Regions from separate parts of the Mus musculus genome. Here region 2 is linked to region 1. Evidence: chromatin loops called from intact Hi-C (ENCODE). Cell type or tissue: gastrocnemius. All regions are shown on one strand. Each heading gives the region's core, and the rest is flanking DNA. Links, peaks and the distances in the headings are about the cores only.

Region 1 (12,029 bases), core at 1,882-9,881:
AACACCTGAGGGCAAACACAGGCGGAAAGACAGCCGGTGAGCACCCTCCTGAACACAAGGGGTTCTTGCAAGTGCAGCTGGAAGCCACCACCATCAGGCCCCCTCCACCAAGGTGAAAGGCGGATGCTCTGGCCCTGGTCTGGCTACTATTCTATTAGTCAAGGGGTGAAGGGATCTAGACGCAGTGTTTATCAGTCCCTAGGATGGGGCTGGCTATGGACAGTTATGTTGGAGAGGTCACCTTCCAGGCCACACCTGTGGTCCCAGCCATGCGTGGAGGGGAGAGGAGGGGAGGGGAGGAGAAGCCTGGAGTGTCCCGGGTCTCCCCAGCCCTTCACCTGGCCTCCTCTGCCAGGAGCCAGGCAGACGCCAAGTACAGAACCTGCCAGGAGTGTCTGATGCAGGTGGGCCTCTTTCCAAGGCCATTCATTATCCCAAGTCCCTGTCAGTCTGTCTGCTCCCACCACTTCTATCCCAGACCACAAGAGTCATTGCCACCACCACATGGACACCTCCCACATGCACTCCCCACAGACACACACCCCTACAACCACACCCTCCACAGACATATTCCCCTACAACCACACCCCCCACATGCACACACCCCTACAACACCCCACAGAGGCACACACATTCCTGCAACCACATCCCACACACACGCACCCCCCACAACCACACCTCACACACATGCACAAACCCCACAATATATTCCACATAAGAACCCCTCCACAGAAACATACAGCCACAGGCACATGCACAAATATGCATCTGACATGTGTGCACACATGACATAAGGCACGTGTACCCCACACATGCAGATGCCTACAGACACACACCCGCACAGGCACACACATGCACACTTACCCACAGAAACACATCTCCACACACAGGCACCCCAACACACACACACTCCCTACTCATACCCCTACACACAGACAAACACCCCCACAAATGAACTAATATATACCCCCACACAAGCATGAATATATATATATACCCACATGTAAGCATGAATACATATTTCCCCCACAAGCATGGATATACACCACACACAGGCATAACCTCCTATATACATGCACACCCCTCTCACACATGACCCCCTACCAGAGCACGCCACCACTAGGCAGGAATCCATGCCTCACACACATACGCAGACCCCTCCCCCCCATACTTAGGAACACATACATGCTGCTTGGCCTACAGGCTTGCCATGCACACACGGTACCACTCAGCACACCCAGGAGCTAGCCTTCTGTGAGAGGATTTGTCTGACCATTTCCAGAACCTTCATCTGAGGTGTGCCTGGCAATGGGGCACCATCTCTTGATGTGCCCGTAAGTCTGTCAGCTCCAGGCCTGCCCAATCCCCAGTCTCTATGGGAAGCTCTGGCTGTGTGAAGAGACTCAGTAAAAATGGGAGATTAAATGAATAACAGCCCACAGGAGTGGCGGGCGCCTTGCCTTGATCCTGCAAGGCTAGGCCCACCAGGGACCCCAACAAAAGGTCACATCCCTAACCCTGCCTGCCACATTCTCACCCAGGCCACACAGGTAGAAGCTCAGACATACCTGCCCTGTGGATCCTCCCAGACCCAACCACTTGACCCCAAGGACATGCTGAACTAGTCTCTCTTTACTCATTCATTCATTCCCCTCATTCATTCATTCACTTAGCCAAAAGAATCCCAACACAGCCCAGATCCTGAAGGGGAGTCATGTGTGGTATGGGACCTTCTGCAGCTGGTTGCCCCCACAGAAAGTGATCTGCCCAAGGACTGGAACTAGCAGCCTAGCAGTGGACCTCCTACGGTGTGGCCTTTGCAAGGTCAGGGGTACCCTGTGGGCGGACCTCACTCCCCCGAACCTCAGAAGGAGAATGCCAACAGGTGGGCAATGGCTCTCTCCAGCCCTCAAGCCATGTAGCAAAGGAGCAGCCTACAGGACAAGGCCCAAGGAGTACCTGTCAGCCTGTCAGCTATGGAGTCTCCCTCCGTCAGAGGGGACCAGTCTTCCTGGCTGGTCTGTATCTGTGTTCCACATGGTTGACTGAGCGCCAAGGACACTGGTGGCAAAGACAGAACGTTTGGCCACGGAAGGCTTCTTTGGTGTTCTTTGGGGCTCAGAAGCAGCTCCCATGTACAGAAGATGCCCCCAGCCTTGTGAAGCTGCCACCTAGGGGGCATCCTAAGGCCAAACCTGCCCTGCCCCACTGCCAGAAGCAACTGATGAATGTCTTTATTATGTCCACCACCTCAAAGCCACCACAGGTCAGTCCAGACCAGGGCAGGGGGTGCTCAGCACCAGGTGTGCCCCGAGGGGTGGCTTTCCACTGGTCTTGCCAGCTTTCCATGTCAACCATATTAAGATTCCCCATTTGCTGGTGGGGAATGGCATGTATGACACAAAGGGTCCTAACGGGTTTGTTCTAACTTGAGGAGGGGGCACAGATGATGTGAGGTGAGGACTTGAAGGGGTTAAACAAAGTTTGAACTGAGGCAGGCTGCACAGCTTGTTAGAGGAGGTACCGGGAGAGCCCAGAAAAGCAGGAGGGAGGGACACACACAACGAGCTATCCCACCATGAATAACCTATCCACACGCCCACCCACCTACCCATCTTTGGTGGTCTGAATGATAATGGCCCCATAGGTTCATACACTTGAATGCTTGGTCTCCCAGTGGTGGAACTGTTTGGGAAGGGTTAGAAGGTATGGTCTTGTTGGGGAAGGTGTGTGACTGGGGGCAACCTTAAAGTTTCAAAAGCTCATATCATTAACTCTCTCTCTCTTTCTCTCTCTTTCTCTCTCTCTCTCTCCCTCTCTCCCTTGCCCCACCCTCTCTCTGCCTCCTGCATATGGACCAGATGTAAGCTCTTAGCTTCTGCTTCAATGACATGCCTCCCTGATCTCCTTGCCTTCTGCCATGTGACCCTCCATGATGGTCATGGACTCTAGCCCTCTGGAACTGTGAGCCCCCAAATTCACTCATTCACCCCTCATTCATTTGCTCTTTTTTAAGTTGCATTGGTCATAGTATTTTTTTATGGCAATAGAAAAGAAACTAAGACACCACTCTTTTATCTATCTACTCACTCTACCCATCCATCCATCCACCCATCCACCATCCATCCATTCACCCATCACTCCATTCATCTGTCCATTTGTTCATCCATCCACCAATCTATCCATCCACTACACACTCATCCTTAGTCAGAAGGTATCTCTCTCTCTCTCTCTTTTTTTTTTTTGGTTTTTTGAGACAGGGTTTCTCTGTATAGCCCTGGCTGTCCTGGAGCTCACTTTGTAGACCAGGCTGGCCTCGAACTCAAGAAATCCACCTGCCTCTGCCTCCCGAGTGCTGGGACTAAAAGCGTGCGCCACCACGCCCGGCTCTCTCTCTCTCTCTCTCTCTCTCTCTCTCTCTCTCTCTCCTCTAACCAGCTCTTAACGCTCCCTGCCCCTGGGGCTGTCAACCAGCATGCTCTTGTCTCCTTTACAAGCACAGCCATGTGTCCCAGGCCAGCTGATTAGCGTCTGCTCAGGGCAGTGGTTAGGAATCTCTCCCTAGGGCCTAGGATCACTAGAAATCAACCCCCTCTTGCTGGTGGTCATCTCTGACAGGATGGGACTCAACAGACCTACTTGGCTGAAATAAGGAGGAGTTGGGTTTGTGTCCCTTCCAGAAAGAGTATGCAGTGGGTAAAAAGCCCTTCCAATATACTATGAGATGATACCGATCTAGAACCTTCTAGACACTCAGCTCTGAGCCTGTTGCAAACACACAGAGGTGACCTCCAGAGTCTGACCCTGCAGTTCTCAAAGGCAAAATCCAGTAGTTCAGTCTGTCGGTGTGGAGTGAGAGAAGCTGGGCAGACGCCCCTCAGCAAGCATCACTCTCCCCCTATATAAAAAGAATCCATCACCTATAAACAGGCCTGCTGTGTGATTAGAGACAGGACGGGCGCTCCAGACTCCCACTGAGCAGCCATTTCCATCAGCCTGGTCCCCACAGAGCCCAAAAATGTCATATGCACACATCCCCAGAAACCCTACAATCACACACAGACTGTGGTCCAGCCCTGGATGATAGGACCTATGGCTGTTATAACCTTCTTAGATTTTCTCTCCACAAAGATAAAAGAGCAAGGGAGCCCTAGGTTCCTTGCCACCCACGGTGCTATTGTGCGAGAATGTGATGGTAGAACTGTGGTAGCTATCTCACAACCACGAGAAAAGACGGGAAACTCGCGTTTAGATTTTCTTAGGTTTTGGAGGAGGTCATTTGATATTACATCAACAGCTCCGATGGTACCTCACACTCCTGAAGAACACTGGTACGGAGAGGTAGTCCTGTGTTATGGGTGAAAGCAGGGACTCTGGAGGCTTGGAAAGACGGCTCACTCAGTAAAATGTCTGCCATTAAGCACAGCCATGTTCAGACGGCCAGCTGAACCAGGAAGCTGCAGGTTTAGCGAGAAACCAGGTCTCAAAGAAAAGAAAAGAAAAGAGGAAGACACCCAGTGTTGACCACTGTCCTCTGCACACGCACGCATGCATGCACACTAATAAAAAGCAGAGATTCTGCCCTTAGCCAGACTTTCATCCCAGTTTTACCGACCACTCACTGTGCACTCTTCGGCAGGTTACTTAACCTCTCTGTGCCTTAGTTTCCTTCTCTACAAAGCATGAATAGTATTTATGAGGGTTAAATAATTTAGTAGACATAGATGCACTTAGCACAGCACTTGGCATATACCAGGTATAGTGCTTGCCAGCAGTCAGAGGGGGTGGGGTCTGAAAGAGGAGGGAACCCCTGGAGAGGCTGGGGGTAGGGTGGGACCCTGGGTCCAGGCTGCAGGAGCTGAACAGGAGCAGTGAGCCTGCTCCCAGCCTTGGCAACAGCAGATCTGTGCTGATTCGATTCCGTGAGCCATGCCAAGGCCGCTGCTGGCTCTAGTCTGCTGCTGGCTGGCCGGCAGGAGCCCATGACGCAGCCCTAGGGCCACACCACCGTGTGGGCAGCCACGGGTGAACGCTCACAGCCCTGCTCACTCACTGGCTCCCCGGCTGGTGGCTTTCTCTTGGGTGGGAAAGGGAGGCCTCTCCAGCCCCCAGGGCACGTGGAGCCGGTCCCAGCTGGCAGCCTCTAATACCAAGGCGAACACAGTTGCCCTGTGGTGTGGCACAGGCCCAGGTCCTGCCTCAGGCAGTTTAACTCTTTCCATACTGTCCTCTAACAAGGCTCGATGCCCGTCCATGGGGAAACTGAGGCAGAAGCAGTCTCCATCTCTAGCATAATTTTCTGAACAGAAGCTTTGCACGCTGTGTCAGCAGTATCTGCCTCCTCCTCTCCCAGTGCTCAGCCAGTGGGGTCTCTTCTCCCCACTCACCTGGGTGTCAACACCCATGGATGATGGACAGGTGGATAAACAGGTAGTCGGATGCAGGAATGGGTGTGGGAGAGTGGATGGATGGATGGACAGATGGATGGATGAATGGGTAGGAAGATGGAGAGATGGATATATGAATGGATGGATGATGGACAGATGGACCGGTGAGTGGGTGGGGTTAGATGGATGGATGGATATAAGTAGCTGCATAGGCGGACAGGTTGTCGTGTGGATATAGACGAAAGGCAATGGTGGCTCGCCGGGTGGTTGGCCAGGCTAGCTTTAGGTGGTACTTAGCGCTTCCTGCCTTGTTCATTCCTTTCCAGATGACCTCAGGCTTTTTTGGCAGATGATGGCTCCTGTCAAAGAACTCCTCTTACTGCTTCCCCAGTGAGAGTGTGTGGGGTAAGACACTGCCACAGGTGGTATGGTGTGACCCACACGGGGGACCATCTACTCTGACCACATGCCATGCCCTGTTCCCTCTGAGTTTTACCACAGCCAGGATCAGCTACGACTTCTCTGTTACCAGAGGGAACCTGGGATCCAGAGGGGTGAGATGCTCGCTGGAGGCCGCCCAACCACAGGGGAGTGGGGGCAGACCCAGGGTTCCTACCCCACTTTAGCCTCTCAGCTGCAGCGATGGGCTGCCAGCGGCTCTACCACACGATGGTGGCTCCACTCAGCCTTTGCTTTCCCTTAACTTTAGTGAAATCAATTACTTTCTGAGCTCAGATAAATTATAGTGCCAATAGTCAACTAGGAGGAAGGTGTCTGGGGGTGGGGGGGTGGGGGCGTGAGGCAGGGAAGCTGTGGAGAGTGTACCCTGAAGTCTTTTTCCATTGACTTTGCTCTCTGGTGACAGAATGCTGGTTGTGAGGGACTAGACCATGACACAGTGTGACTTCTGTGTCACGCTCTGATACAATGATCACAGGAGAGATACATCGTGTGTCTCAACAGCACCAGGAAGCAGCTGCCAGAGGAGGGAGCCCCTTCGAAGCCCCACAGGAGACCCTGTGACAAGAGCAGGAGTCTTCCTGCCGCCAGCCATGTGGGACCAACCAGCTACCCACTCAGCCTGGCTAACCCAACCTCAGAGAACCTCAGCAGGGCCTCCCTGATTCTCAAGCTCCACCTCAGAAAATCTGAGAGGACCAGAGTCTACTATCCAAACAGGGATATCTGTAATACAGCGGTAGCCTCGGTGGATGCATCTTAAAGGGCAGGATCTCTGCCTTAGCCGCGGGATCAGCATGGCTGGCAAAGAGGAAGAGAGAAATCCACTAGGCATCATTGGGGGGAGGGTGCGAGGGCGCTCCTTCAGAACAGAACCTAGCAAACAGTAGGTACCCAGGGACCCACTTCAGTATGAATGAAGGGAAGGCACCCACGCGCCCGCGCAGCCCTAGATTCTGCTCCAGGCTCAGCATACAGGAAACCAGGGAGCCGGGGTGCAAACGAACCGAGTGAAGCTGTGACTCCAACGGGAGTACACGCGGCCAACACGCGGAGCCTCAAGCAGAGCCCAAATAGAAAAAGCACTCAGCTGCCAAGCAGACCACGGGTGTTTAAATGAGTCTGGCTCCCGGAAGCCTCCCGTGTGCTCCCCACTTCCTCTCCTGCCTTCCCAACCCCTCCACACCCACCATGTCCGCCTCAGTCATCCCAGGCATCTGGAACGCGGCCCTCCCCCAGGAACCCCACAGTACTTCCTTCTCCGAGGCCTCAGAGACATGCCATATGCCACATTGGCTAGGGAGACTGTGCATCCGTCCCAAATATCCTGGGAACCGGGATGGTAGTGGGCAAAGGACATCCTTTTGAGGTGTGAGAACGTTCTGGAATAGAGCAGAGGGAACCTGCATGCCGCGTGGAGTGGGCTGTGGAATGTCGCTAGATAGGATACACGCCCTGTTGGTTTTACCACAACTCCGACTAGGGTCTGAGGACTGACCCTGAAGATCAGTGGGCAGAGAGCTTTCCTAACATGTGAAGCCCTGGGCTGCATCCCCTGCACTGTATCAACTCAGTGTGGTGGTGCCTGCCACACCCAGCACTCAGGAGATGGAAGCAGAAGAAGTAGAAGTTCAAGGACAGCCCAGGCTACAGCAGACTACAAGAGGGGCAAGCGGAAGTTGAATGTGGTGGTACATGCGATGAGCATAAGCCCAGATCTCAGGAGACCAGGGCACATTCCAGTCCGCCTGGGATACAGAATGAGGCCTCATCTGAAATGCCAAGGGCTGGGATGTAAATGAATTGTGTAGGGTTTGCCCAGCACACACAGGGCCCTGGGTTCAATCTCTACCATTGTTAAGTGTGTGTGTGTGTGTGTGTGTTTTGTTTTTTGTTGTTGTTTTAAAAGCAGTAAGTGTCTTTAAAGGTAGTGATGGCTCCATTTGGTACCATCAAGGTCTGGAGCCCAAGGGTAACACGGTGGGTGACAGAGGTGCTGGGCTGGCCTGCCTCTTCTCAGAGGGCAGCATGTGGCTCTTGCCCACCATACTCTGAGGCAAGAACTGCTTTCGGCATAATAACCAGGAAAAAAATAAGCAAAGACCAGCAAAAGCTCCTGAAAAGTACAAAAACTGCATGCATGCACACACACACACTCTCTCTCTCTCACACATACGCATGCACACATGTACTCATGTGCATACACACTCTTGCACACACACACACATATATGTATGCATGCATACACATACACTCACACACGCATGTGCACAACATACACACACACACACACACACACACATACACACACACACACACACACACACGTGCTTTGAATGCACACACTCAGTTCTGCCCTCCGGGACCAAGCAGTGAGGAGGAGGGACCAGGTGGTGAATGCATGGGATTGGGGGGACCTGTGGTGGGGGAGGCTCCAGGGACCACCAGGCAAACCGTGGGGGACGGAGAGTGGAAAAAGGAAATAAACAAGCAGGCAAGTCCCAACCCAGGGAGCTGGACCCTCGTGGGACACACATTTAATTGGGCCGTGTTTCCTGCTTTTCGGGTCTCGCTCATGTAAAGGCACAGAAACTGCCTGTAGTTTTCAAACTGAGCCCCAGCAGATGCCAGCATGGGTGTCAGGTGGGAATCACACATAAGCACCCTGGAGGGGCTCTCGTGAAAATCTTCAGAGGCTGTGAAACCATCGGGATTGCTTGGGGGGCCTGGGTGTGTGTGTGGGGGTATGCTTCCTCCTGGCCACACTCAGCCCAGGGTCCCCAAATACCCTCCAGGGCACCAAGCTTCTTTCACAGATGTAACCCTGAGGCCCCGGAGCAGGGCAGGGTCCGTGTAGTAAGCGGCAGGGTACAGTCCCAAGAGCATGAGAATGCTGTCACTTGGATGCCAGAGAACAAAGAGGCCATGGCACCAGAGGATCTTCCCTGTCACCATGATGTGACCTAAGAGCAGGAACAAGAAATGCGGATACAGCCCAGACCTCTGTAGACTGTGAGCAGCCATGAACCAGGGTGGTCTATGCGTCCCTCTCCTACCCTCCCCAGGCTGGCCCGGCTCGTCCACGGTGAAGCTGTGGGAAGGTGGCTGAGTTGGAAACTCTGTTTCCAGCCTCTCCACCCAGAGGCAGAAAGATACCCAGCTCCAAGAGGACCTGATGAGGCTCTGGCCTCCTGCCCAAGTCGAGACTGTGCTGGGGGAATTCCATGTAGTATCCCACCTTGCCTGGGGAGCTGGGGTAAAGAGACAGCTGCTATTGATAACCTCATCGTATTTAGGAACTGTGGCAAAAGAGACAGTAAGGCAAACCAAGGCTGGCCTCCCTGGACTGTAAGCGAGTGCTGCTTGGGCTTGAGAGCCGAGCTGGGCAGACAGAGGCACTGGGCTTGAGAGCCATTGCCTGGCTCATCCTGGGAAAGAGGAAAGGGGGTGCCATGGCTTACCATGTTCACGATGTATGTGTACGAGACACATGTCTCTTTGTGAGCTGGAAATCCCTGGCTTTACATGTGAGAGGTGTATGTGCATGCATGTTGGTGTGTGCAAGTGGAGAATGGAGGTGTGCGTGAGAAGCAGGTCTGGTGTGTGTGGAGGTGAGTAGTGCAGGCATATGAAGGGTGTATGTGTATGTATGTGAGTATGTGTGTGTATATGTGTGTGTATGTGAGTATGTATGTGTATGTGGGTATGTATGAATGTGTATATGTATGTGAGTGTATATGTATATGTGAGTATATATGTATGTGAGTGTATATGTGTGTGTATGTGAGTATATATGTGTGTATGTGTATATGTGTATGTGAGTGTATATGTGTGTTTGTGAGTGTGTGTATGTGAGTGTATGTGTGTGTGTGTATGAAAGAGTGTGTGTGTGTGTGAAAGAGTGAGTGTGTATGTGAGTATGTGTGTATGTGAGTGTATATGTGTTTGTGAGTATGTATATGTGAGTGTATGTGTGTGAGTATGAAAGACTGTGTGTGTGCATGAAAGAGTGAGTGTGTGTGTGTCTTTCTGGAGCAGCTGACCTCCCCAGTGAGCCAGCTGCACAGTGGGTTCCTCCCATAACACAGGCCACCCCGCCCCCAGCCAAGGAGGACAGCTGCAGAGGGTGACCTGTGACCAGAAGGCCACTTCCCTGGCCTCCCTGCCTTTGGGCGGGCCAGGCCACTTGACCCAGAGGCTGGCTCCAGGATTTTATAGCTGGGGGCCTGGTTTTCCCAGCCACAGGCGTCTCAGAGAGGGGACGGGCCCAAATGCCACAAAGGCTTGGCTGTTCTCCCATGAGCCTTGCTGGGTGGGGGGAGGGGCCTCTGGGGGAGCAGGAGGGTGGGGGCAGGGTGTGAGGAAGCTGGAGAAAGTGGGGAACAGGAGGATGATTCTGGAAAGTTCCTGAGACAGGGAGGGGTGGGGGGGAGCAGTAGGGGGATATGGAGACAGACACCCAGACTCACACCAGGAGGGGCAGAGAGTGGAGGTTAGTGAGCAGGGGAGTGGTGGGGAATGGGGGGGAATGAGGGAGGGGGGAGACAGACCCAGCAAGACAGAGACAAAGGGGCCAACCCTGGAGAAGGCCCTCGAAGGCCTCCCTGTGTGTGGCAGGGCTGAAGTTCATACAGGGAGGGAAGAGGTGGGTTGCCGACCAAAGTCATTGAAAAATTTTTGGCTCAGCTGCCTGAGGCTCCTGGCCGAGGGCCCGGTTCTGAGCTGAACTTAAACAAACCCCACCACTGCCATCTGCTTGATTTTAAAATAAATCAAACAGTCTGTGCGCCGCGCTGATCGGGTTTCCATCTGCGCGGCCGCCCGCTCGCCGGCCTGGAGCTGCGCTTGCCTCTCCCAGCCAAAGCTCCTGGCAACATGTGGCGGGTGATTCCTCCAGGAGGGGACACCGACCCCCCGCCAGCCCCGTGGCTCCAACTGAAACCCAGCACTATTTTTACAACCACCCACGGCTGAGGGGACCAGAGCGGCTCCGCCACTGCGGTTTCTGGTTGGTGGCGGTGGCAGGGGATTCCCCTCCCTTGTTTGGTGGACAGAGGGTACTTGGAGGGTTCAGGGCAGGAGCATTCCACACCAGCTGTGATGACACGGGACACCAGGTGGGACAGCTGCAGCCTGCTGGGGTGGGGACAAAACAGTGGAGGGTACACCTGAAATATCTTAATGTAGTTCCTCCCCCAGGCTGGGCCATCCTGGAAAATATTGATACCTGCCCCTCCCTTAAAGTTCACGTTACCCATGGGGTCAAGAAACCAGAACAGAAACTAAGAAATGCAACTCTGAGCCTTAGGCAAGTCATCTGTAAAGTGGGTACAAGCACGGACACTGCCCATGTCCTGCAAAGGCAGGAACCTAGGGATAAAATGCCCGAGGGAAAGACAGAGCCACAGGAGCGGGGTCTGGTGAGCTAACATGGGAAGTGTAAGGACTATTCACAGACCATAAACCGTTAGGAGACATAGAGTCATTAGAGATGGGAGCAGGGGCCATGAGTTCGTGCATGCCAGCTCCAGAGGGGTTCAGAATAAGAAAGAGTAAGGTGCTCACAGGTGGCTGGACAGTGGGGTCAAGGACAGCAATCTGATGCTGTGAGCCCATCTGAGCCCAAATCTACCCAAATTATTTTCAACTTAGCCAAAGCTTCAAAAAAAAAAATTTTTTTTCTTTTAAAGATAATGGTCTCACGTAGCCCAGGCTGGATTTGAACTTGTTATGCACCCACGGCTGACCTTGAACTATTGCTCCTCCGGTTTCTGGGGTGCTGAGGGTGGAACCAGGGCTTCGTGCATTCCAGCCTGAGCTGCTTGCATTGATTTTTTTTTTTAAGTCCTCAAAGGACTTGAGAATACATAGAATACAGAGTTTCACAGGTTGTTTGGTTGTTATAAAAACACGCAGAGGGTGTCTACCAGGAGCTGGAAGTTGTGACATGTACAAAAGGCACACTGGCCATGATGGGGCAGGAAGCTGGAGGGGGACCCAGAAGGGCAGGGCATTGCACGGAGAAAGCAGTCCCAGGGGCTCCCCGAGACGGCATTGTGTCCTTGAGCCGAGGCTGGCACTCCGTACGTTACCACAAACCTGAGCTTGGAAGAGGAGTCACTGCCTCCCATGTGAGCCCACAAAACTGGAGCATCAACAAAGGAACAAGAGGGAACACCTGTG
Region 2 (12,029 bases), core at 1,370-9,369, 58 kb after region 1:
GGAGGGACTTGAAGTCCTGGCTTGATGTGTCCCCTCACCAACTCCCTGTTCCATGGGCAATGTCCTGGTCCTAGCTTTTCTTCAGCTCCTACCAGCAACTATGTCACTGGGCCTGCTGACCTCATCTTACTACTTCAGCTGAGTCACCCACTTCCTGGCCTCTTCTCTTGAAGACCCCAACTTCAGCAGGGTCTTACAACACCCTGCTTGGATGCCCTTTCCTGATAAGTGCCCTTGTAGACCTTTGGTTTCTGGGGAGTGTCCCCACCTCCCGGGAGCCTCCTGGCTGGCTGAGGCCTGGCTGGGCTGTTTGTGATTATGGTTTCAAGAGTGTGGTTACTTGATTCACATCTGTCTCCTCCAAACTGACAAATTCCACGGAGTGAGCTGCCAGCATCTGTTTTTGCTCAACACTGTCGGTCTAGTGCACAGGAGAGAGCCTGCTGCTGGGGCTTGGACTGAGCTAGGCAGCCGGGCTAGTGTGTATGCAAATGAGGACGCTTACATGCAAATGAGACATGGGAGGAGCTTACAGCCCAGCTCCTGATCAGGGAAACTTCCCAAGTCTCACCAGCTCCTGGAAGGGGCTGCTTAGAAAAACTTCAGGGATCCGGAGGGAGGGTCTGGATGGATGGGTGGATGGGTGGAAGCGAGGATGGATGGATTGGCAGGTGAGTAGGTGGGTGAGCAGACAGGTGGGTGGGTAGATGGAAGAAGATACCTAACTGAAAAATGTGTGGTGGTAGCTGATTTTGGTGGCCCACGCCTGTGATTCCTGTACTTGGAAAGTAGAGACCAAAGAATCAGAGGAGTTCAAGCTCATGTGCAGCCACGTAGCAAATTTAAGGCCAACTTGGGCTACAGGAAACCCTATCTTAAAATTTTATATATATATGAATGAAACCCTATCTTAAAATTATATATATATATATGTATATATATATATGAATGAAACAGAAAAGTCTAGCAGGAAAGATAGGCAGGCTGAATTTAGACAAAAGCTAAATGCTCTCTGGAGGAGAGGCTCCTGGGAATGCCCGCTGTGTTCCGTGACTTGTGTGCCAGGTTGTCACGGGAGCGTGGCTTCAGGTCTGAGCAGTGCTGTGTTGACCAAGATTAATGACTTGATTGGGAGCCATTCTGAGACCACCAAGGAGAAGCTGACAGCCCTATACCTGCCGAGGGGCACAAGCTGCTCATGAGACAGTGACAGCCAGTTAGAACATTGTCCTCAGTCCCCTTTACCCTGATTCCAGGCTGGGCAGAGAGGGTCTAGCGCCTTACAGACCCCAGAAGGGGTCTGAGTCTGTCCAACATGAACATAGGAGGCCTGTGCTGAGGAGGCCAGAGCTGTGGTTGCCATGAGTAGACAGGACCTTGGAGATGTGTCTGAAAGAACTGTGGGGTCTGGGGAAGTGACTCAGTCAATAAAAAATCTGGCAAGCGAACTCAGCCTTTCAGATCCCCAGGGCCCACATGAGAAGCTGGGCGGGCGTACTGGCCACTTGTAATCCCAGAGTTTAGAAGGTTGAAACGAGACCCTGGGACAAGCCTGCCAGCTGGACTGAAGGGGCAGGCAAGCTCTGAATTCAGTTGCAGGCCCTGTTTCCATGAAGGAAGTAGGGACTGACCCAGAAAGACACCTCACTTCAATTTCTGGCCTCCATATAAAGAAGCACACATCCCCCCCACTTATTTGTGCACCCCAACACATGCCAACAGACAGCCACACAGGAACACAGCCTTTAGTGATCCCAGTGAGCTCAGAGGACAGCAGGAGACAAGAAGGGGAGGAGCCACACCCAGCCCTCAGCTGTCACTCCTCCACAGAGGCTATGAGAGCCTCGGCCTCCCCATGGACACTTGCAGATGGCACCAGGCTGCAAAGTGAACCCAGCAGACAAGCCCTGCGCATGGCCAGCCAAGCAGGAAGCCACCGTGTAGCTGTAATCCTGTCAGATAGGCCTAGAGTTCAGATTTGTGGATTTGAGCACCATAAAAAAATAAATAAATGCTACTACCTAAGGCCAACCCTTAACCAAACAAATAGACATTGCTGTAGCTGAGACGTGAGTCTCAATGCTGAGTGGGAGAAAACAGACATTATAAATAGCCTCATGTCAGCTTGGGGCAGATTTTTGTGGCCAAAAGTTTATATATATATATATGCAAGCATTTTTGATTCTGGAGTTGCAGATCAGGGAGCCCTACATAAAGATGTCCTCGAAAGGATGCCATAGGAGAAAAATTTATCCAACCTCTGACAGGAAGTCAGTTAACGCCGCCCCACCATACATACATACACACACACACACACACACACACACACACACACATACACACACACACACACACATACACACACACACACTGTGCAGTAAAAGGTTTAAAAATTCTGTGAATCCACAGAAACTCCTGGCGATGGCCTCAGGCCCCTTCCCTGGAGACCAGCTGGGTGTGCTTTTTCTGCATATGGGTTGATTTTCTTTTGTTGGTTTTTACGAGACAAAAAAAAAAAAAAAAAAAAAAAAATCTCACCGTCCTGGATTCGAACTCTCAACAATCCCTCTGCCTCATATCCAGAGTGCTGGGATTATAAGCGTACACTGTCATGTACAGTTTGTTCCTGAATGATCAAATGTTTCAGTCTGAACTAGGGGTATGTGCAGCCCCACTGGTCGTTTTGTTGTTTTAAAATAATAGTTTAACCAGGTGCAGTGGTGCATGCCTTTAATCCCACTATTTGGGAGACAGAGGCAGATGGAACTCTGTGAGTTCAAGGCCAGACTGTTCTATGTAGTGAGCTCCAGGACAGCCAGGGCTACATAGACAGACCCTGTCTCAAAAACACCAAACAACAATAGATACATACATAAATAAAATAGTTACAGTTTAACAACCTATAAAACAAGTGTGACATCCCACACCAGTAACCCGGTGCCTGGGGGGGGGGGGTGTTGAAGCAGGAGGCTCTGGAGCTCCAGGCCAGGGTGGGCTACATATCTAAACCTCATCTTGAAACAAACTGAATCTTGGAATCCCGAAATGTCTAGCAGGGGACCTCTGTGCAGGCAGGTGTGGCAGGTTCAGGGGCTGCTCCCATTCTCAGGGGACAAAACCTTCTGTTCCTGAATCTCCTCTTCTATGGACACCCCAGAGGCTTGGGGCAGAGGGAATAACCAGGCTCTCTGGGTAGGCGGAAAGACAGGCGGGGGACAGTGGGGGACAGCAGGCAGTAGTGGTGCCACAGCACGGTTGCTGGTTCTCAGCCACCCCTGCAACAGGTGGCCTGCCATCTGCTTGGGCTCCTGGCCCAAGCCACGTGTCCAACCCTCTTGAGTTTAGCCTTGGCTGAGGGCTCGGCCTGAGTTCATAGAGACAGAAAAAGAACTTGGTTTGAGCTGTGGGGCCAGAGGACAGAGTGCAGGTCACTTGCCCCAGAGAGGGAAGCTAAAAATGGCCAGAGACCTTGGAAAGTCCCTGTGTTTGGACCTGACCTTCCTCTCTCCCTCTCTATCTCTCCATCTCTCACACTGTGTGTCTCTGTCTCTCACACTCTGTCTCTGTGTCCCTCTGTCTCTCTGTGTCTCTATGTGTCTCTGTCTCTCACACTCTGTCTCTGTGTCCCTCTGTCTCTCTGTGTCTCTATGTGTCTCTGTCTCTCACACTCTGTCTCTGTGTCCCTCTGTCTCTCTCTGTCTCTGTCTCTCTGTTTCTGTACTGTCTCTCTCTGACTTGATCTCTCACACTGTCTCTCTCTCTGTGTCTCTATGTCTCTGTCTCTCACACTCTGTCTCTGTGTCCCTCTGACTCTCTGTCTCTCTATGTGTCTCTGTCTCTCACACTCTGTCTCTGTGTCCCTCTGTCTCTCTCTGTCTCTGTCTCTCTGTTTCTGTGCATCTCTCTCTTTCAGCCCAGGCTGGCCCGGACCCCCTATGTACCTGAGGATGCCTTGAACCTCTGACCCTCCTGCCTTCACTTTCCTAGTGCTGGGGTTACAGGTGTGCACCCCCACTCCTGGCTAATGCAGGGCTGGGGCTCAAACCCAGGGCCTTGTGTATACTATGTAAGCACTCTACCAACTGAGCTGCACCCTCAGCCTCTGAACGCCGTCTCTTTCCTCATTGGGACCCTGGAGTTTGACTGAATAGGCTCTAGACAGATGCACCCATCTTTTACACAGTACTGGATGGAGCCCCAGAGGTGAAGGAACCTGCCTGGGGCCACACAACTTAGCCACTCACTGACTCTCAGGGTCCTGCCAGCTGCTGAGGCCCCAGTGCCTCTAAATCAGAGAACTGCATAACTGGCCCGCCCTGCCACCAACCAGGAAGGTTTTTTTCCCCAAGGCTCTGACCCAGGTTTCTGGTGTGTGTGTGGGGGGGAGAATAATGGCAGTGATCCCCTAAAAGGCTGCTTCAGAGAAAGAGACCACTCTACCCAACGCATCTTTGTGTTCAAACTCAGCACATCCCTTTTCGCTTTCGTCTTAGTGGCCCAATGGCCCACACTGGCAGCGTTACTGGCCTGCGTGATTGAGTTGCAGACAGCATACCCGGGACAAGCCTAGGCCAGGACCTGGTCAGTAGGATCTGCAGTTGGTCACCCACTCCCTAAAGGGACATGCTAGAGCCTGTTCCCTGAGGCAGGGCACAGCTGTCACCCTTGCCAACAGCCAGGACCCTGGTATGTGGCACCTGGTGGCAGGATGAAGCTGAGGAGACTTTTGACCCCCACCACCACTGAGACAAAGAGTCCCGGGAAGCCAGATGATCCAAAGTGAAAGCTGGACCCCTTGGGCCAGTCTTCCAGCCCTCCTGAGCCCTCTCCTAGCTAGAACGTACTTTCCCCATCCCCCGAGGCACATCTTCGTGGAGCACTCAGGATGAGAGCCGCTCGCCCTTGGTAGGAAGCACGGAAGCTCGTGTTTACACATGGGGGTTTTCTGAGGACCACTTGCAAAAAGATTTTTTTTTTTAAGATTTATTTATTTAATGTATGTGAGTACACTGTTACTGTCTTCAGACCCACCAGAAGAGGGCATCGGATCCCCCTTACAGATGGTTGTGAGCCCACCGTGTGGTTGCTGGGAATTGAACTCAGGACCTCTGGAAGAGCAGTCAATGTTCTTAACGGCTGAGTGGTCTCTCCAGCCCATTTCTTGAGCCAATTGAAAACTGTGAGATTTGGGTTTTTGTTTCTGTTGTTTTGTTTTGTTTGTGTGTTTGTCCAAGACATTGTTTCTCTGTGTAACAGAGCCCTGTCTGTCCTGTACTCACTTATGTAGACCAGACTAGCCTCGAACTTATAGAGATCCACCTGCCTCTGCCTCCCAAGTGCTGGGATTAAATGCATGTACTACCATGGCCGCTGGCAGGTTCTCCATTTTCTAAGGAGCAGAGGTCTCTAGGAGGTGTCCACCTTCAAGGGATGATGGCGTGGGCATTACTGTGACTTTCCTGTGGGAGTTGAAACTCTGGCTTCTATGTGGTGGTGGTAACCTTGAATTTGGAGGCCTGGGGAGCTAGGCTGTGGCCCTATGGCTGACCTGAGACCTCACTTGGACCCACTGAGACATCAGGGGTTTTGGCAAATACACAGCTATTCTGAGCTAGTGGCTTGGTAGCCAGTGTGGTCCTGGGGCTGAGTCTTCCTGGGTCTGCTGGGTAAGCTCCACCCTCGAGCTGCTGGGGGTTCCTTATCTCCAAACAGAGGTCAAGACCTGCAGCTGGAAGGTGGTGGGAGAATTCCAGACAGCCCTTGTAGCCCAAGAGGAAGTTGGGGGTTCCTACCATCCCCCAGGCCCCACTCAGGGCTGAGAAGTAACTGGTGAAAGAAGATACTGAGATTCACCCAAACAGTCCATTTGGACATCCAGCCCTGCCTGGCGAAGGCACAGAACTCAGAGTCCTACCCTAGGAATAGCCTGCCCCTCCCAGACCTCAGAGCTGACAGTCTCCTGCCACCCGAGGCGCCAGAGTGCCTGAGAAAAGTGTTTGGGGGGGGGGAGGCGCCCTCTGGAGGGAGGCCCAAGAGGGGGCTTACTTTCTCAAACTGGTCAGGAACCCAGAGGCAGGAGGGCAGACCAGCAGAGACAGACACTCACCCTGCAGCACACACAGGGACCAGGACGGCTCATTCGGAGGGATGCACATAGACCCGCAGGGAGAGGGATTCTCAGTGACAGAATAGAGAGATGATGCAGGACAGAGAAGAGAGACTCAGATGCTTACCCTGAGATCTGTACACAGATAGTCACAGTGGGCCCACCGGCTCCCCTATGCCTGCCCTCAAGCCGGTACCAGCCTGTTGTCATGTCCCGCCTGGGCAGCCCCAGCCCGTTTGAAATGTCTGTGACACCCAGAGACACACCTTGGTCAGAGTTATCTGTGTCCCCAGCACCTCTGAATCTTCTCTGTACCCCACCCCCAACCCTCACCCCACTCCCCCACCCCCACCCCCAGCCACAGCTGGGCCATCTGCTGCGGACTTCTCGCTTCCTAGAAAGCCCTTCACACCCAGAGTATCGGTAGCAAGTCTGGCTTCTGTCACTCTTCATCATTTCTGAAACTCTCCCAAGTTGCTGTGTCCTGTCTTTCTTTTTTGTGCTTACCACCAAACTTGACAAATGGTGTTCCGACCCTAGTGGTGACTCTGGTGTGTTGAGGGAAGGGTGGTGGGGGCACTCGGGAATCCCAAGTGTGGGGCTGTCGTAACAAGGCTTCGGGGGACATTCCTGCCCTGGGGCCTGTTCTTGCTTCTGTGGGGTGAATGTTAATACCTAAAAGTGGAGTTACTGAGTTGAGGGTCAGGAGAGATCTTAACAAGTAACTGCTTCACTTCTCTACACCGGAGATAAAAGGACCTGGGACGCAGCTCAGTGGTGAGACACTCCTAGCACGTGAGAAGCCCTGGCTTCCACCCAGAACTGTAGTAACTGGGTGTGGGGGCCCAAATCTGTAATCCTAGCACTCAGGAGGTGAAGTCTGGAGGAAGCAGATGTTAAGGTCACTCTCAGCTACCTGGGGAGCAGAATCCCAGGACAGCCTGGCCCTATTTAGGACTGTAATATGCGGATATACATGGCTTTGTGAGTTCGAAGCCAGCCTGCTCTACAGAGGGAGTTCCAGGACAGCCAGGGCTGCAGGGTGTGACCCTGTCTTGGAAAAAAGCCAAAGCAAAACCCTACAAAAAGGGCAAGCAATCACAATGCCCATGAACACTTGGCTAACAATATGCACTGGGAACGTTATTCAGCCATGCAAAGGAATGAGGTCTCGAGGCAGGATGCCAGGGGACCCTGCTCTGTCTGACCCATTTAAGTAAAATGTCCAGGAGAAGTAAGTCTACAGGCAGGGATGAGCCACTGCTGATAAGGACTGGCTCCTTTCAGGTGCCTGGAAGTCCCCTGGGCTGAGACTCAGCCTGCAGCCACCCAGCCCTGTGACTTTACTAACAGCTCCGGGATCGTGTGCTTAGCGGTGGTGGCAGGGAGGGGACTTCAATTATGATTGGCTTTGCTGTTTACTGTGCGGTTTTGAATCAGGGTCTCAGGTAGCCCGAGCTGGCCTGGAACTCCCAGTGTAACTGAGGGTGACCTTGACTTCTGACCATCCCGTCCCTGTCCCTACTTTTCCCACGCCTGGCTGGAAGCGGCGAGTTTTGTATTGAGTTTCTATAGTTATTAAAAGTGGAGACAGGGCTGGCAAGGTAAATGTGCTTACTACCAAATGGGGTCACCTGAGCTCAATCCCAGGGACTGTAGTGGTCAGAGAGAACTGACTTCTGCAAGATGTCCTCTGACCTCCACATGCATAGCCCTTCCCAAATAAATAAATGTAATTTATTTATTTATTTATTTATTTATTTATTTTGAGACAGGGTTTCACTGTAGTCTTGGCTGACCCAGAATTCGCTCTTTAGACCAGGCAGGCCTCAAACTCAAGAGATCCGCTAGCTTCTGCCTCTCCAGTGCTGGGGATAAAGGTGATTGTGCCACTGTGCCTGGCACAAATCTAACTTTTTAAAAAAAGATTTATTTATTTATTTATTTATTATATGTAAATACACTGTAGCTGTCTTCAGACACCCCAGAAGAGGGCATCAGATCTCATTATGGATGGTTGTGAGCCACCATGTGGTTGCTGGGATTTGAATTCGGGACCTTCGGAAGAGCCAGTCAGTGCTCTTAACCGCTGAGCCATCTCTCCAGCCCCCTAACTTTTTAAAAAGGGACGGTACACAGTTGTAGTCTCAGCTCCTCAGATGGTTCAGTTGAAGCCAGGAGGAGGACAAGACTACGCTGGGCCACAAGTGAGGCCCTATTTCTTGAAAATAACCCTTTAAGGGGCTGGAAAGATGGCTCAGTGGTTAAGAGCACTGATTGCTCTTTCGAAGGTCCTGAGTTCAAATCCCAGCAACCACATGGTGGCTTACAATCATCTGTAATGGGATCTGATGCTCTCTTTTGGTGTGTCTGGTGTACTTACATATATATACATACATATATATATATATATATATATATATATATATATATATATATATATATATATATATATCATCCAGGCAGTAGTGACGCACACCTTTAATCCCAGCACTTGGGAGGCAGAGGCAGGCAGATTTCTGAATTTGAGGCCAGCCTGGTCTACAGAGTGAGTTCCAGGACAGCCAGGGCTACACAGAGAAACCCTGTCTCAAAAAAACCAAACAAACAAACAAACAAACAAAAAACCAAAAAAAATCCCTTTAAATAAAATTAATATAGAACACAAACTGAGGATAGTCAGAGCGCAGGTTTCTTGGTGGGGACAGTGGCGGTGAGGCAGATGGCAGGAAGCTGGGTACATAGTCCCTGGTGAGAAAGTCTCAGGTTTGGGGAGTCATGTGTGTCCCCCACTCTCCCGTGACCCCTAGAACAACTCCTGGCAATGTAGCCTCTGAGCAGATGTGGGTTAATCAAGCATAATTAACTTTATGATTATGGCTTCCTGAGGCCCCGTGAAAAATGATGCCAGGAAAACATACTGCGGTGCGCTGGCGGCAAGGCTTGCCTTCCTGCCCTTATCTTCAAGACATCTTCCAAACAGTCCCATCCGATGGGACTCTCTGACAATTCCTTACCATTAATCTAGCCCTGTTTACAGAGCAGGAAGCCAGCGGGGGCTCAGGGGCCCGCCCAGGGTCAGCCAAGAGGCCAGGTGAGTGGGCCTCGGTGTCATTAGGTGAAGCCTCACCCACAGGCCGGCTACAGAGCCAGGACGCCAGTGCCAAACCAGGTTGGGTCTGGGGAGAGTGGGGCCGTGGGCTGGCTGGGTCCATGTGGGTAGGCCACGCCCCCTGTGAGCTGAAGGCGGGTGTACGTGGATCTAGGATGCAGGGGAAGTAAGAAAGGCACAGAAAACCAGAGGACTGCCCACTCTGCCTTTGCTGGTCGCCGAACCCATGGCCCAGTGCCTTCCCTGGCCCGGGACTCTCATCCTCCGGCACTGGGTTAGCGACTTCTGGGGATGAAGGACTAATGGTAGGAAGGGATGGTGGCAGAAGTGGGGGGGGGTCACACATAGGTGTCAGGAGGCAGAGAGAGGAGACTGCTGGGGCTCAGCTTGCTTGCTTCTTTTTACTCAGTCTGGGACCCTGGCTGATAGGATGGTATGCCCCTCCCCACCCCTATGCCCAATTCAAGGCGCATCTTCTCTCTTCGGGCCATCCTGTCTGGAAAAGACTCAGAGGTGTGTCTCTATGGCAACGCCGAATTCGGTCAAGTTTGACAAGAATCATCACGGGGGTTGAATGTGTCCTGATTTCTATTTCTTTTAAATTGTATTTATTTAATGTATGAGTGCCCTGCTGCAAATACATCTGCCTGCCTGAAGAGGGCATCAGACCCCCCATAGATGGTTGTGAGTCACCACGTAGTTGCTGGGAATTGAACTCAGGACTTCAGGAAGAGCAGCCAGTGCTCTTAACCACTGAGCCATCTCACCAGCCCCTGTCCTGATTCTTTTTGTTTGTTTGTTTGTTTGTGTGTTTGTGTTTGTTTTTGTTTTTGTTTTTCGAGACAGGGTTTCTCTGTGTAGCCCTGGCTGTCCTGGAATTCACTCTGTAGACCAGGCCGGCCTCAAACTCAGAAATCTGCCTGCCTCTGCCTCCCAAGTGCTGGGATTAAAGGCGTGTGTCACCACCGCCCCGCTCCCTGTCCTGATTCTTAAAACCCTCCCTTCCCACATGCCCAGCTTCCCTCTTGTCTGTATCTCAGCCACCTGGTCACTTTCTATCTACACTGGGGAACAGGTCCCTTGGGACCACCAAATGCATCTCCAAAGCCAATATCCCCCAGATGGGAAGGTGGACACACCAGATCCAGACCCACTCGTGGCCTGCAGGCACTACTGGTATGGAGGCAGGAACCACGGCCAAGGATGTCACTAGGTCAGAAGCTGGGAACAGTAAAGAACCAGGCTGCTTCCCAGAACTCCAGCAGGATCCAGCTCAACCCTAGAATGTGACCCTGTACAGCCCGTATATAACTTCTCCCTCCTCCTGTCTCTTCTCCCTCCCCCTCTTACTCCTCCATCTCTTCTTCCTCCTCTTCCTTCTCCTGTGGTGCTGGGCATCGAACCTAAGACCCCATGCACAACAGGCAAATACCCTACCACTCGGCCTTGCACACCAGACTTCTGATCTCCACACCTGATAGAATAAATGCAAGATGCAGGCTGGAGAGATGGCTCAGTAGTTAAGAGCACCGACTGCTCTTCCAGAGGTCCTGAGTTCAATTCACAGCAACCACATGGTGGCTCACAGCCGTAATGAGATCTGATGCCCTCTTCTGGTGTGCCTGAAGACCAGTATACTTAGATTATAATAATAAATAAATCAAATAAATAAATAAATAAATAAATGCAAGATGCTTGAAGCCTCTCACTTTTCTCTGTTGTCCTTCTCCCGAGACAGGATCCCTCTCTACGTGTTCCAGACTGGCTTACTGGCCTGCAACTCGCTGTGTAACCCATGCTGGCCTTGAACTCACGACAGGACTCTTCCTTCAGCTTCCTGACTTAACAAATGTAAACCACCATGTCTAGCACGGACTCCACTGTTACAGTGACACCAGGAAACTCATTTGATGCCTTGCAGTGGCCTGGCCCTACTGCTGTACAGAGTCCCAACTCTTCCACCCCCCGGGTTGGCTCAGTATGGCCCTACTCAGCCCCAGCACTGAGTCCTGAAGGAGGACTTGGCCGCCCCCAGCCCAGTGAGTCAGCCTCTTGGGTAGTCACCATCTCTGCGGAGCCTCACCACACTTGCACGCCTCGCCTCCAGTCAGACTGCAGTTTCCTCAAAGGCCGGAAGCTCCATTCAGGCGTCTTTGCTGTACCCAGCCCCTGTGGTGAAGAAGGAGCCCAAGGCCAGCTAAAGCACCGTGCAGTGCACTTCACACCAGCCTGTCCTTGTCCCCTATCCCTGCAGAGCTCTGCCCCAGCCACCCACTCAGCCCCGTGCTTCATCATGACCTGACATCACCACCTGACACCGGTGAGAGGCACTCTGATCCCCCTCACCAGAATCCCACCGTATACCCAGAAGCAGCCACGCCATCTTGGGACTCTCCCTTCTTTTTCCAGTATCTTTGTGAGTACAGCTGTTCTCCTATGCTATTTCCCAGGGATAGCCACCAATTGGGCACTCAAAGACAGCTGGGTAAAGGCACTCTGACTTCTAGCTCAGTCCCACCTGGCCAGCTGAGAGACCTTTTCCAGCTGAGGGAATCCCTGGGCCTTCCAACTTTCCAGTACAGAACCTGACTCAAAGAACAGTAAGTCCAATTAAGACATCCTATCTGTGGCCTGCTACAGGTTAACCCAGTAAATTTCCATCTCATTCCCCTTGGTGATTTCAGAGCCACCAAAGTGTCCCCTGGACCTGTGGGCCAGGAGGGAGGTGGCTATGTTTTAGAAGCTTCCCCCAGACAATAGCAGGCTGATCTTGAAACACCCGTCTACCTTCACCAAGGTGGGGCTAGCTGT

What was found. Peaks named below come from ENCODE experiments on the same cell type or tissue, not always from the same donor. Only the 100,000 strongest peaks of a DNase experiment are listed, where the experiment ranks them.
Region 2: a loop joins it to region 1, with 2.2 times the contacts of the local background. A loop is called at or near these places in 6 of 42 quality-filtered maps.

What each region holds. Positions count from the first base shown.
Region 1 is chr8:120,263,667-120,275,695 of GRCm38, reverse strand. It overlaps a transcript of Gse1 not described here. Among named protein-coding and RNA genes, the nearest start is that of A330074K22Rik, 41 kb to the right of the region's middle. In gastrocnemius, for the core only: a CTCF peak has its summit at 5,055; DNase peaks (open chromatin) are centred at 5,029 and 7,066; H3K4me3 peaks cover 892 bases; H3K27ac peaks cover 4,053 bases.
Region 2 is chr8:120,205,413-120,217,441 of GRCm38, reverse strand. A330074K22Rik (RIKEN cDNA A330074K22 gene) reads left to right here. Exons shown (of 3, transcript NR_110496.1): 3 at 10,957-12,029. Among named protein-coding and RNA genes, the nearest start is that of A330074K22Rik, 17 kb to the left of the region's middle. In gastrocnemius, for the core only: a CTCF peak has its summit at 5,964; DNase peaks (open chromatin) are centred at 1,846 and 3,285; H3K27ac peaks cover 4,331 bases.